Regions from separate parts of the Mus musculus genome. Here region 2 is linked to region 1. A link is a loop called in an ENCODE intact Hi-C map of the cell type or tissue named here. Cell type or tissue: left cerebral cortex. All regions are shown on one strand. Each heading gives the region's core, and the rest is flanking DNA. Links, peaks and the distances in the headings are about the cores only.

What was found. A loop is a pair of places that touch in the nucleus more often than their neighbours do. Peaks named below come from ENCODE experiments on the same cell type or tissue, not always from the same donor. Only the 100,000 strongest peaks of a DNase experiment are listed, where the experiment ranks them.
Region 2: it touches region 1 in a loop (7-fold over the local background); 3 of 42 quality-filtered maps call a loop at or near these places.

What each region holds. Positions count from the first base shown.
Region 1 is chr6:22,874,169-22,879,553 of GRCm38, reverse strand. Ptprz1 (protein tyrosine phosphatase, receptor type Z, polypeptide 1) reads right to left here and starts at 4,052. Exons shown (of 30, transcript NM_001081306.1): 1 at 3,670-4,052. The coding sequence starts at 3,727. In left cerebral cortex, for the core only: a CTCF peak has its summit at 3,104; DNase peaks (open chromatin) are centred at 3,179, 3,513, 4,104, 4,487 and 1 more place; H3K4me3 peaks cover 2,139 bases; H3K27ac peaks cover 1,298 bases.
Region 2 is chr6:22,791,574-22,796,958 of GRCm38, reverse strand. No RefSeq gene overlaps it. Among named protein-coding and RNA genes, the nearest start is that of Ptprz1, 81 kb to the left of the region's middle. In left cerebral cortex, for the core only: no CTCF peak of the experiment used is centred there; DNase peaks (open chromatin) are centred at 1,284 and 2,416; H3K27ac peaks cover 1,875 bases.

The sequences.
Region 1 (5,385 bases), core at 94-5,093:
TGCCTCTTAGAAGGCAGAGAAGGGACATCAGGAATCCAAGATCATCCTTGGCTAAATAGAGCTTTGAAGGCCTTCCTGCTACCTAAGACCCTGTCTAAAACAAACCAGCCAACCAAACAAACAAAGAAAAATGCAAACAAAAAAGGACAAAAGATAAACCACAGAAAATAAAGTCTCCAACTTGGAAGAGACAGAGGCCAGCTAGGCTGTGTGATGCCAAAGAGTCATGTGACATTTGTGTGCCTGTTTCTTCAACTTCAGATGCGGGGTGGGCGTGGGGGACAAAAAATGGGAAGATGGATGCTACTATCATGGGGGTGGCATTAAGTGGATGCTGGAGCTGTTGGCGAGTGGGTCTAGAGCACCCAATTTATGTCCACAAAGCCTTTCCCTAATGTGCTGTAGGCTTGGCTGACAGAGCCATTTTACAAAGTAAAAAAAGGTTAGCAAACAAGCACTCAAATTGAGCACCCAAGACAGATCCACTGAGAGCTTCCTGAAGTTTCAGGAGGAAGCAGCTTGTGCTTCCAGAAAAAAAAGAAAAAAAAATTTTTTTACCAGAAACAAAATTGTCACAACATACAATTTTAAGCAAGATCCTTTCTAGTATAGATGTGCAAGTAGAAATGAACTTATAGATGAAGTGATCTCTCCTGCAAACGTCCCTTTTGAGAATAGCCTTGCTGTGCAGAGAGACAGAGATCCCACCCGCAGAAATGCATTCTCATGCTAGCCAAACGTAACAAATTTCCTGAATGGGGACTAGTTATTATTTGGAGGAAGCAGGAGTGTTTTGTGTTCGCTGTATAATTTGCTATAGAGGACAAACTGAGAGTCAGAACTGAACAAGACTCCTGGAATCACACCCAGAGTGACTGAAGTCATAATTACTACAGGGGCTGTAGGGGTATTCTATTTTTTTAACATAGCCCCCACAGCAGTAGACCTGACTAGGAAGTTTAGAATCAGGTTCATTACCTATCTAACAAGAGTGTGTACTTTGAAGTAGCTCTGCAACTTGCTTGCTTCTAGATCCTGAGGTCTCATGAATGAAAAGAAGTGATTGTTAACAGTCCTTCAAACCCCTTGGTTTTCTCCATAACACACAGTCTTACCTTCTTATGGGAAAGTCAATGGTTTGTCTGCCTGGTTTAAACCATTGGGACACCTAGGACACAAAACGTGGTACTACCCTGATCACAGAGGGGTTCTTCACTGTAAGCAATGAGTACCTTGGTGAATTGAACATTCCTGGATAATGGTACGTCTGGTGGTCTAATTATGTCAGAATTGCTACCTACACCACATCTCAGTCTGTCCTCAGACCTTTTGTTGAGCACATTTTATGGGTGGCATGGTACCTAGATGGCTCCAAAGGCACTGAAGATGAGAAATAAATACATCCATAAACACTGATGTATAGATGGTGGCGGCATTAAAGAGGAGGCTGAATTTTTCATTCATAGATAATATGCCTCAGTTTTCTACAATATGCTACACCAAGGGCAATATATCCATGTGATTTGCCTGTGTTCCCAGGACAACTTATTTATAGCAATGTAAAAGCCTGGTTTAAAATGGTGAAGGATAACATAGGCATCTCGTAGTAGTAGTAGTAGTAGTAGTAGTAGTAGTAGTAGTAGTAGTAATAGTAGTAGGGCAGGGAGAGAGAGAGAGAGAAAGAGAAAGAGAGAGAACCCATATTTCATTTCTAATAGGCAGTCTTAGATTTAATGCTATTGTATAAGCTTGTAACAGTCTTAAACAGTGCATTCAGTTCTTTCCCCTTGCATTATATATCTTCAAAGGCATGTGTCCAATCAGCTAAAATGTATGCAACCCTAAGCAGGCTACAAATAATGCCTTACTATGGGAAAATAAAACAACAACAACAACAAAAAAATCAACTTTGGGAATGTGTGATTTGCATATAATGGGATCTGGCTAGTCATAAAAAGTGATGAGGTTGGATACATGCTAAGACATGAGTTCACCTTGAAAACATTCTGCTAAGAGAATGAAGCCAGACCCAAAAAAAAAAAAAAATTGCTGCATGTTTCATGATTCTGTTCAGACAAAATGTCCAGAGCAGGCCGATCAATAGACACAGAGGTTGAGCAGGAAACCTTAGTTAGTGATCAAGGAGGGCTGATGCCATGCTCTGGGATCAGATGTCAGTGATAGCAGACAACTCTGTGAATATAGTAAACACCACTGAACATTGTGCTTCAAACAGATACATTGTGTGGCAACTAATGTTTCTCCTCAATTAAAACCAGTCCTAATGTAGTCTTGGGCTTGTGTTTTGCTGAAGTGCAGAGTAATACTGTAATTTGCTTCCCTAATGCTGTAAGATCTCCTTAAACAATAATTTAAGTATCAAGAGGACCTGGCTTTGTTGCTAAAATGTCTGTGGCTGGAATGTGGAAATGTCAATTCAACAGGTATGGATTGGAAGAACATTTCTAAAGAACCAGAGTCCTTGGGATTCAACAACCAACTTCAAGCCTGCCCTGTCAGGGAAGGTCAGGGGATCTGTCAGCTGAGTGGCTGCCTACAAGGCATTGGCCAAGACGGCTCTGAATACTTTCACCAAGCCTTGGGGATTGAGGTTAGGTGAATACTCAGAGTGGATTACAGGCAGTCATCACCATAGTGACCTACACAAGTCTCATCAGTCAGAACTAGAAATGACTTCTGTTCGCGAAGGTGCTAAGAGGAGCACTCTCCATCGGATTGGAAGTGCATGTTTAATATATCCTTTATTATAAACGAAATTTAAAAGTGGGGCTATAGGACTGATGGGAGCTAAACAGTTATACTCACAAATCGAGGTACACATTCTAATTTTTAGGTCAATGTCTTCCAACAGGCATTTGAAAGGGGCTTTTAGTAGTTAAAATAAGGAAACAAAACAACAAACAAAACAAAAGACAGGTTTTACTTTTTGTTTTCTTTTTAGAAACCTAAGTCTGCACCCTCATTCCCAGTAAATATTCACACCGTTGACTGCAGAGAGTAATATCCACTTAACACTTGTAAGGTTCGGACGCCTGCGAAGGTGCTGTGTCCCTGTTCGCCCATCACCTGCAGCTCTTCTCTCTGGAAGCTGGGGGCAGAATGCTCATAGAGATTTGACTGGAACTTTTTTGTAAGTGACTGCCTGGACTTGAACGTGACTAAATTGAAAGTACTAGAAAAGTCAGGTCGATGCTTGTTCAGCTCAGTGCCTTTCAGGTGCGTGTGCGTAATTCAAGACAGACACGTGTGCCTTCCGTTCAAGTCCACAGTACTACAGTGGCAACATAGAAAGGAACGTTTAGGTCGCAGCCCCTCGCCACTGCTGTAGTGTATTTCTAGTCACCGACTCATTCTCTTATGTAGGTCTACAAGGCTATTTCCACTTTTTGCAATATGGAGAGCACGCATGCGAGGGGACCCTGACAGGCGGCGACCTCCTGTGTCTAGGTGTCCTGACCAAAGGAGTCTCAGTAGAGGGACCCAGCAGGTGGTAGTTGAGGGGATGAGGGCGCAGCCGGTGCAAGTGACATCGAAAGGTTCGGGATAACTCTTCTTGGGGTGCTACCCAATGTTCTGAAATCCCCCACCCAAGCTGCGTCCCAGAGACTGAGCCCCGCGCGGGTGCCCCGCCGAGGTCCTATCACTTACCCAGGCGACACAGGCACAGGAGCTGAACGCACGCGAGGAAGCTCTGCAGGATTCGCATCTCCAGCCCGGTCCGCGGCCCCTCGCCAGCCGCAGGGGTACAGCTTAGGGTACAGAGGGTGGGGACACCGAGGCAGGGGACGCCGGTGACTGGCCAGGGTCTAGGTGAACGAGTGATAGAGAGAGAGAGAGAGAGAGAGAGAGAGAGAGAGAGAGAGAGAGAGAGAGGAAGAGAAGAGAGAAGAAGAGAATACAAGGCTAGGCGGCGCGTGGGTGCGGGGACCGAGCCTGGACCAAGCGCCTGGCTTCAGGCGGGACGCTGTCCCCTGCCTGAGCGGGCTGCAGCGGCCAGGATCTGAGCGCTCGCAGCGCAGCGGCGCGGAATTGCGGGGACGCGCTCCGGGCTGGGCACGCGCAGTGCGCGGGGGCGGGGGAGCAGGAGCGCAGGCGGGGGCCGGGGTCGCGCAGCAGCAGAAAGAGGGGCGTGGCGGGGCCCAGCCTGTCCCAGCCCCGCGCCCCTCCCCCGCCCAGGGCTGGAGGTGGAACCCGCTGGGGCTTAGAATCTTCGCGGTGAAAAAGGTCTCTTCATTAAGGCTCCTTCACCCACTAGGAAGACACAAGAGGAGGCTGGGTCCCCATTGTCCCGCACAGCTTGGGGCCGACCTTTTGACTTCACCCCTGGGAAAGTCTTTTTTCTTTGTTTATTGTCGTCTCTGCAGTTACCAAGATGGTCCTATCCGGAAGGGTTGAAGGGGGCCTGGGTAAACTGAGCTCTCCCCGCCCCCCTTTCCATTTTCTTAGTGAGTAAAGTAGTTCCAGCTCCCATTACCATTAGGGTAGTTAAGTCCAATCATTTGCAGCACTACTGTGACCATTTGGTCCTGGCTGACCCTTCATTAGACCCCAATCATTCTGTCCTGCTCTGCGCGGCTGTGGGGAACTGTCAACACTGCCCTGGTCCTGCTGGATGGAACTCCCCAAGTGTCTCTTTGCACAGGGTCCTCCTGTAGAAAGATTTTTTTTTTTAATTGCTAGATTGAAGGGTACACAAAAGAAATATAATACACACCCTGTGCTTCCTCGGAGCTGAGCATGTCGTTCTTTCCTTAGGAGCCTGTTTCTATGGAGGTGTTTGTTTGCTGTGTAGGAGCGTGAGTGCTATAACCTGAACTCCTGACTTGGGGGGCGGGGTAGGGAGTTGAATAGGTATTCCTGAAATGTTTGTTGAATTATGTTGAGGTCCACATGAAACAAGTTAACTGGTGGTGATGTCAGTCAATAGCCTAAATACATCGACCTAAATATTTGTGAGATTTTCATATACACGATGGGGTTTAGTTATTTTACATTTTACACTGATAAGAGACTCTATTCAGAGCCTTTTGGGAGTCACATTCAAAGGCAGAGAAAACCAAGTTCCGGAACTATCCCTGGTACCGTTTGATGTAGGGATCTGTACAGCATGTACTCTTGTGTTCTGTTATTGTCTCAAAGCCAGTGCTGTAGCTTTATAAAATACAAAGGATGCTTAATGCATACAAATTGGAATTCCAAGTCTGTTTCAGCTGTGACTACCCGTTCTCACAGAATTCCCACCGCCTCTGAACACTGGGGTCAATGGACAGAGCTAATGATGCAGCTTGCTATCGATTCGTGGATGGTGAATGCATGTCGTCAGGAAAGGACGGGTCTTGAAGCTAGAGTGTTTGTTTAGGAACA
Region 2 (5,385 bases), core at 267-5,266, 83 kb after region 1:
AGGTCATTGGAGGTTGACAACTATCTAAATCTCACTCCAGCGACTCTACATTTTATACATCTATCTAGTGAAATGCTTTTTGATTACAAAAAGCATACTACTTCCTCATCCTATAAGAAAATTAATTGGGCTTGTCAGTCACCTGGACAGAACAAAAGACTTCCCCTTGGGAAAGCTGACAGTTCCAGAGACTTTAGAAAAGGTACAAAAGCTAGCTAAAACACAAATTGGCACAATGGTTTCGGTCCCTGTCTGCTGTCACCCCTTGAGTGTGGCCCACTTTACTTCCTAATGAGTTCTCTATGTGTTCTATACTGAGAATCTCCTTTGAATTGTGTTCAAGGAGATCACAAGGAATACAATCTCAGAGGAACCCAGACTAAAAGCCTGGTGACAGAGTCACCCTTAATTGAAAGTTCAAAGAGCTCACATTGAAGCTACCAAAATATATAGTACCCCCAAAAAAATGCATTCAGACAATTATCAATGAAAAGACACTGAATGTTGTTCTTCTTACAGAATCATAACATAGACAATTCAGTTTTGCTATTACACAGGAGGAATCATAACTGGTAGAAAATACAGTATTGCTATCACACAAGAAGGTTCACATACATGTGGTGTATGTGTGTGTGTGTCTGTGTTTGTGTGTATGTCTGTGTGAGTGTGTGTGTCTCTCTGTGTGTGTCTGTGTGTGTTTGTGTGGGTGTGTCTGTATGTGTGTCTGTGTGTGTCTATGTATGTGTCTCTATGTATGCGTCTCTGTGTGTGTGTTTCTGTATGTATCTCTGTGTGTGTGTCTCTGTGTATGAGTCTCTATGTGTGTGTCTCTGTGTATGAGTCTCTATGTGTGTGTCTGTGTGTGTCTCAGTATGTGTCTCTCTGTCTGAGTCTCTTTGTATGATTTCTCTGTGTGTTTGTCTCTGTATGTTTTTCTGTGTGTGTGTCTTTGTATATGTGTCTCTGTGTTTGTGAGTGTGTGCATATGTGAGTCTGTGTGTGTGTGTGTGTGTGTGTGTTCATGCACACAGTACTAGTGCGCATGCTGCACTGTCTGTGTGTGGATTGTATCTTGTCAGAGGACAAAACCACAGAACAACAAATAGAATGGATTGACTCTCCAGTTAAACCAGCACAGAAGAAAATTGTTTGTGTGAATATTTGTCCCTGGCCTCAGGCAGGTTTGCAGCTTGTCCCTAAGAAGCTGAAGTGGGGACGATGAGAGGAGGGAGGGGGTTATTCCCCCCCCCCCTTCCGCAGTGTTCTGACCTCACCCTTCCCTTGAATGGCTGAGTCTGTGGTTATGCCAGCATTCACGATTTCCTTCCATCTGGGTTACACAGAGAACCACAGCGATTTTCCATAGACTCAGCCCTAGCTGAGTGTTCTACTCTCACAACCGTTCCCCATAATTCTGTTAGTAAAAACAGACCTTGGACCAGACATAAGGACAAGCACACTTCCTTGGTCTCCCTTACCCTTCACGGTCACATCAAGGTCAGGAGGAATATATATTAGCATCCCCTCCTTTGCCTTGAGCTCTGGCAACAATGACATTTGACATTCTAGACTTATTCCATTTGATTTGAAGTATGCCTATAGCTTCAGATGAAGATCTGAACAATAACTGGAAATAAAACAAACACCCTTCCAAAGCCCCAAGCACCCTGGAGTGATTACATTAAAACCAAGGACAATTAGTTCAGATTCCTTCTTGATTCAATTTGAATCTTCCAAATGAGGAATGTTTTTCGTGAATGTTTTAAGACTCAATTTATTGTACATTTTATCAATTTTGAGTGCACGGCCAATTTTTCTTTTATTTTCACCTTTTCACAAATAGTAAAAATGAAAGTGTTCTGCTCAGATTTCAAGGGGGCATTAGCTCTCCCCTCGCATCTTCTCGCTGGTCTTATGAGAGTGGTCCATTGTGCTCCAGGACAACAGTTTCTTTGCAGCTCTGAATCTTAGACACTAAAGACAGCCTCTCTTCAATGGGGTTACTACAGGGGGAAATAAAAAGAAATTTCAGTGCCTCATAGAAGGGACAATCTAATCCTCTTTGCTGGTACATCTGCTGTGGCAGTTTTGCTCTGCAAATCAAAAAGCATCCCATTAATTGAAGTTCCTTTTCCTTTCATTTTTATTCAGTTTGTGAAATGTGACCAGTATTCAGCAAAAAGGAAAAAAAAAAGTTTCAGGCCACTTTATTCACAAATTTCCACCCGAAGGGTGTGCACTCGGGGTTTGTTGTCTGATTTCCGCTTACTGTCCCCCCACCTCCCCTTCTATTCGATGGAAGGAACCCTTCTCTGGCAGACTGCAATACATTCAGAGGGCTTTACAAAACAAAGCTTTGAGCTCTGAGTCAGCAACAAACTCATCTTTGTTCGTGTGCTTCTATTAAGGAAAGAAGGCCAATTTTATGCAGGTTTCTATGGCTGGCTTCACAAAGGCATCTCTCTGTGTGCGAGCTCTCTGGCAGGGACAGCCGACTCTGAGATCATCGCTCTCAGTAATCAGCAGCTGCAATGAAGATCAGAGAGGGGAAAATCATAAACCGGTTTATAGAGTGATTTTCCTGGGGAGACTGAAATATAAATTCATGCGAGGGTTAGCAGTCAATAAAGGCAGTCTGTTGGTTGCATGCATGTGCAGAGCTCAATGCCTCCTCTGCATTTTCCTTCAGCACCAAACATACTTTGATTGGATATTCACATCATTTGTCTTGAAGAGGAAGTGAGACTCATTTGCATTTCCCTGGGTTTCCCTGGAAATTCGAAGGAATTCCCCTCCATTTAATGGTGTTTAGTGTGTTCTCGATTATGTTAAATTATAATATCACAGCGTGTCTCCAGTCTGTGAACATTTGTTCAACAATATAGTGCAGGTTCCTTAAGATTCTCAACTGGACCGCCTGGAGGTGGTTGAAGACTTCTGAGATATATGATATACTTTTTGGAAGAAACAAAATACTTCCAACTAATTCCTGAGGCAAACATTTAAAAATCAACAACATAAAAACATGCCCGTGTGCCATAAGACTTTAGGACAGCGGTTTTCAACCTGTGGGTTGAAGGACCTTTTCTCAGGGGTGGCCATCAAAAACTGGAGATATTTACATTGTAATTCATAATGGTAGCAAAATTTACAGTTATGAAGTAGCAAGGAAAGTAATTTTATACCTGGGGGGTCACCACAACATGAGGAACTGTGTTAAAGGGTTCCAGTACTAGGAAGGGTGAGAAGTGCTGCTTTAGGAGAAAGTAGTCTGTGCTCAAGTGTTTTCAAGAATGTTTCAAGAAGTTGCTGTATGTTCTGAATTTTAAATTTTCATATTAATTATGACTTGATAAAAGTGCTGAACTTAAACTTCTTACAGTTCCAGGACATCTCAAAATCTGAAAGATGCTAAGAAGGGGCATTTCTTTCATCCCTACTACCTTTGAGAGGCTTTTGCTCCAAAGATTGTCCTTAGATGAAATTGTCACCATGCCTGAGAGTCCCAGACCAGAAGAGTCTTTGAAGGGAGCAAAACTCGGGCTCTCAAGGATGGCAATGTATTCTGAAAAAACAAAAGGAACATATTTGGTTTTCTGTGGCTATATAAAGCACTTATGATTAGAAGCTATCTGAAAGTATGTATTCAAAAATCAATTACAAGGTCAAATAAGACGAATACTTACTACCTTTTTGTAAATAGGAAACCTATGGAGCCTCCAGTTGTAAAAGAACAGTTTATGATTCTCCTCTCAGAATCCCATAGCATAAACTCAGAGCTTAAAGGGGGCACTTACAAGTTGCTTTTGCCAGACAGCCTTGACTCCTCATTTGGGTCTACAAAGTAATCAAAAGCAGATTGAATTGAAGTTGGCCATCTCAGTCTTAATTTTCTTTCTGTCTGTGTCCTTTACTTTGGCTGAAGTCATCATCCTTAACCTTTCCTCTTGAGCCATCTTGAATTCCTAGAAGAATAAAACTCTGTAACATAGACCACCCTTAAATGCAACTACCCAGGAATGTAAACGTGTAAGAATCAGACTGAGCTTAAGTGATGAAAATAAAAGAACTTCTTCATTGCAGACCCAGAAGTGAGACATTGACTTGACCACCTACTATGCCTAAGTATGTGGAGCTCTTGCCACAATTTTGCCTCGACTTAAGTCTACAGCTCTTGCCAGTAACCTGACAGTGGTTTGTGGTTTCTAGAGCCCTAGATAGAGGTCAGGCTAAATAAAGACTTTCTCAGTTTTGTCTTCTTACTTATCTCTTTCATGCTGTACTGAGGAGAGGTGGCTAAGCCGAGACTGCTTCTGACACTGGAGATCTGGTTTTTACCCTCATGACTCCATGTGCAGAGCCATGATCTGATTAAGATAAGATGTGAGAAGCCTGTGCTGCTCAAGTATGTGAAAATTTAGCCTAAGCTACCACACTACCCTTTCCCAATTCATTGCTACCAACCACAGATTCCACAGGGGGGGGGGGGGGGCTACTTTCATTATGTTGTACTTTCTATTGTAGACTGAGATCTGATAGGAAAGACTTTGTTGATTCTTGTTTTTTGTTGCTTTAGGCAAAATATACTTACAAGTGCCAAATAGAGTGTAAACAAGACAAATATGGGTGCTTGCTTTTCTGGAACGCAGAACTAGAAGAGAGAAACAGAGCAATGTATTGTATATTTTCCAGTCATGTGATGATCTTCTCCCTTTCTAAAGGGGAAAAATGAACTGAGCGCACAGAGGAGAAATTACTGATATTCTGAAAGATGGATGCCATCGGCCTGTCCTGAAACTTGCCTGGCTCAGGGAAGTCACCTTCACAGGCGATTAGCTTGATACTTTGTTGTAAATGCTTTATATTTACCTTGACTGCACTTTGGGATAATAATTCATAATGAGTGAGGATGATCCTCTGAATTTTTGCCCAGGATTTGTGAGCAACTGTTTCTGTTTGTCAGTGACTGATGCGTCACAGTTCACATGAGATCTGGTCAATGTGCCAACTGTTGCAAGAAAACAAGAACAATTTCAAGTTTGGAATGCTTATCACAAGTCTGAACTTCTCTGGGTTGGAAAATAACCCTGAAGACACATACTTTAGTACTGGATATACCACAACACATAAAGAATCTCTTCGCATTCTCCATACAAGCTGAGACTTGGCTAAAGGGTATATATATATATACCCTTTAGCCATATAAATATATGAAAGTTAATGGCTGAAATAAAGAGAAAGATAGTGACAGAGACATTGGTAAAAATCAATACATGTCAGAATGCTTGAAAATTTACAAGAATTTCAAACAAATACTCAAGCTTTATCCTTCTGGCATTGGCTGTTTGTCGGCCTCTGCTGAAGCTCATTCTCCTTCCATTTCAC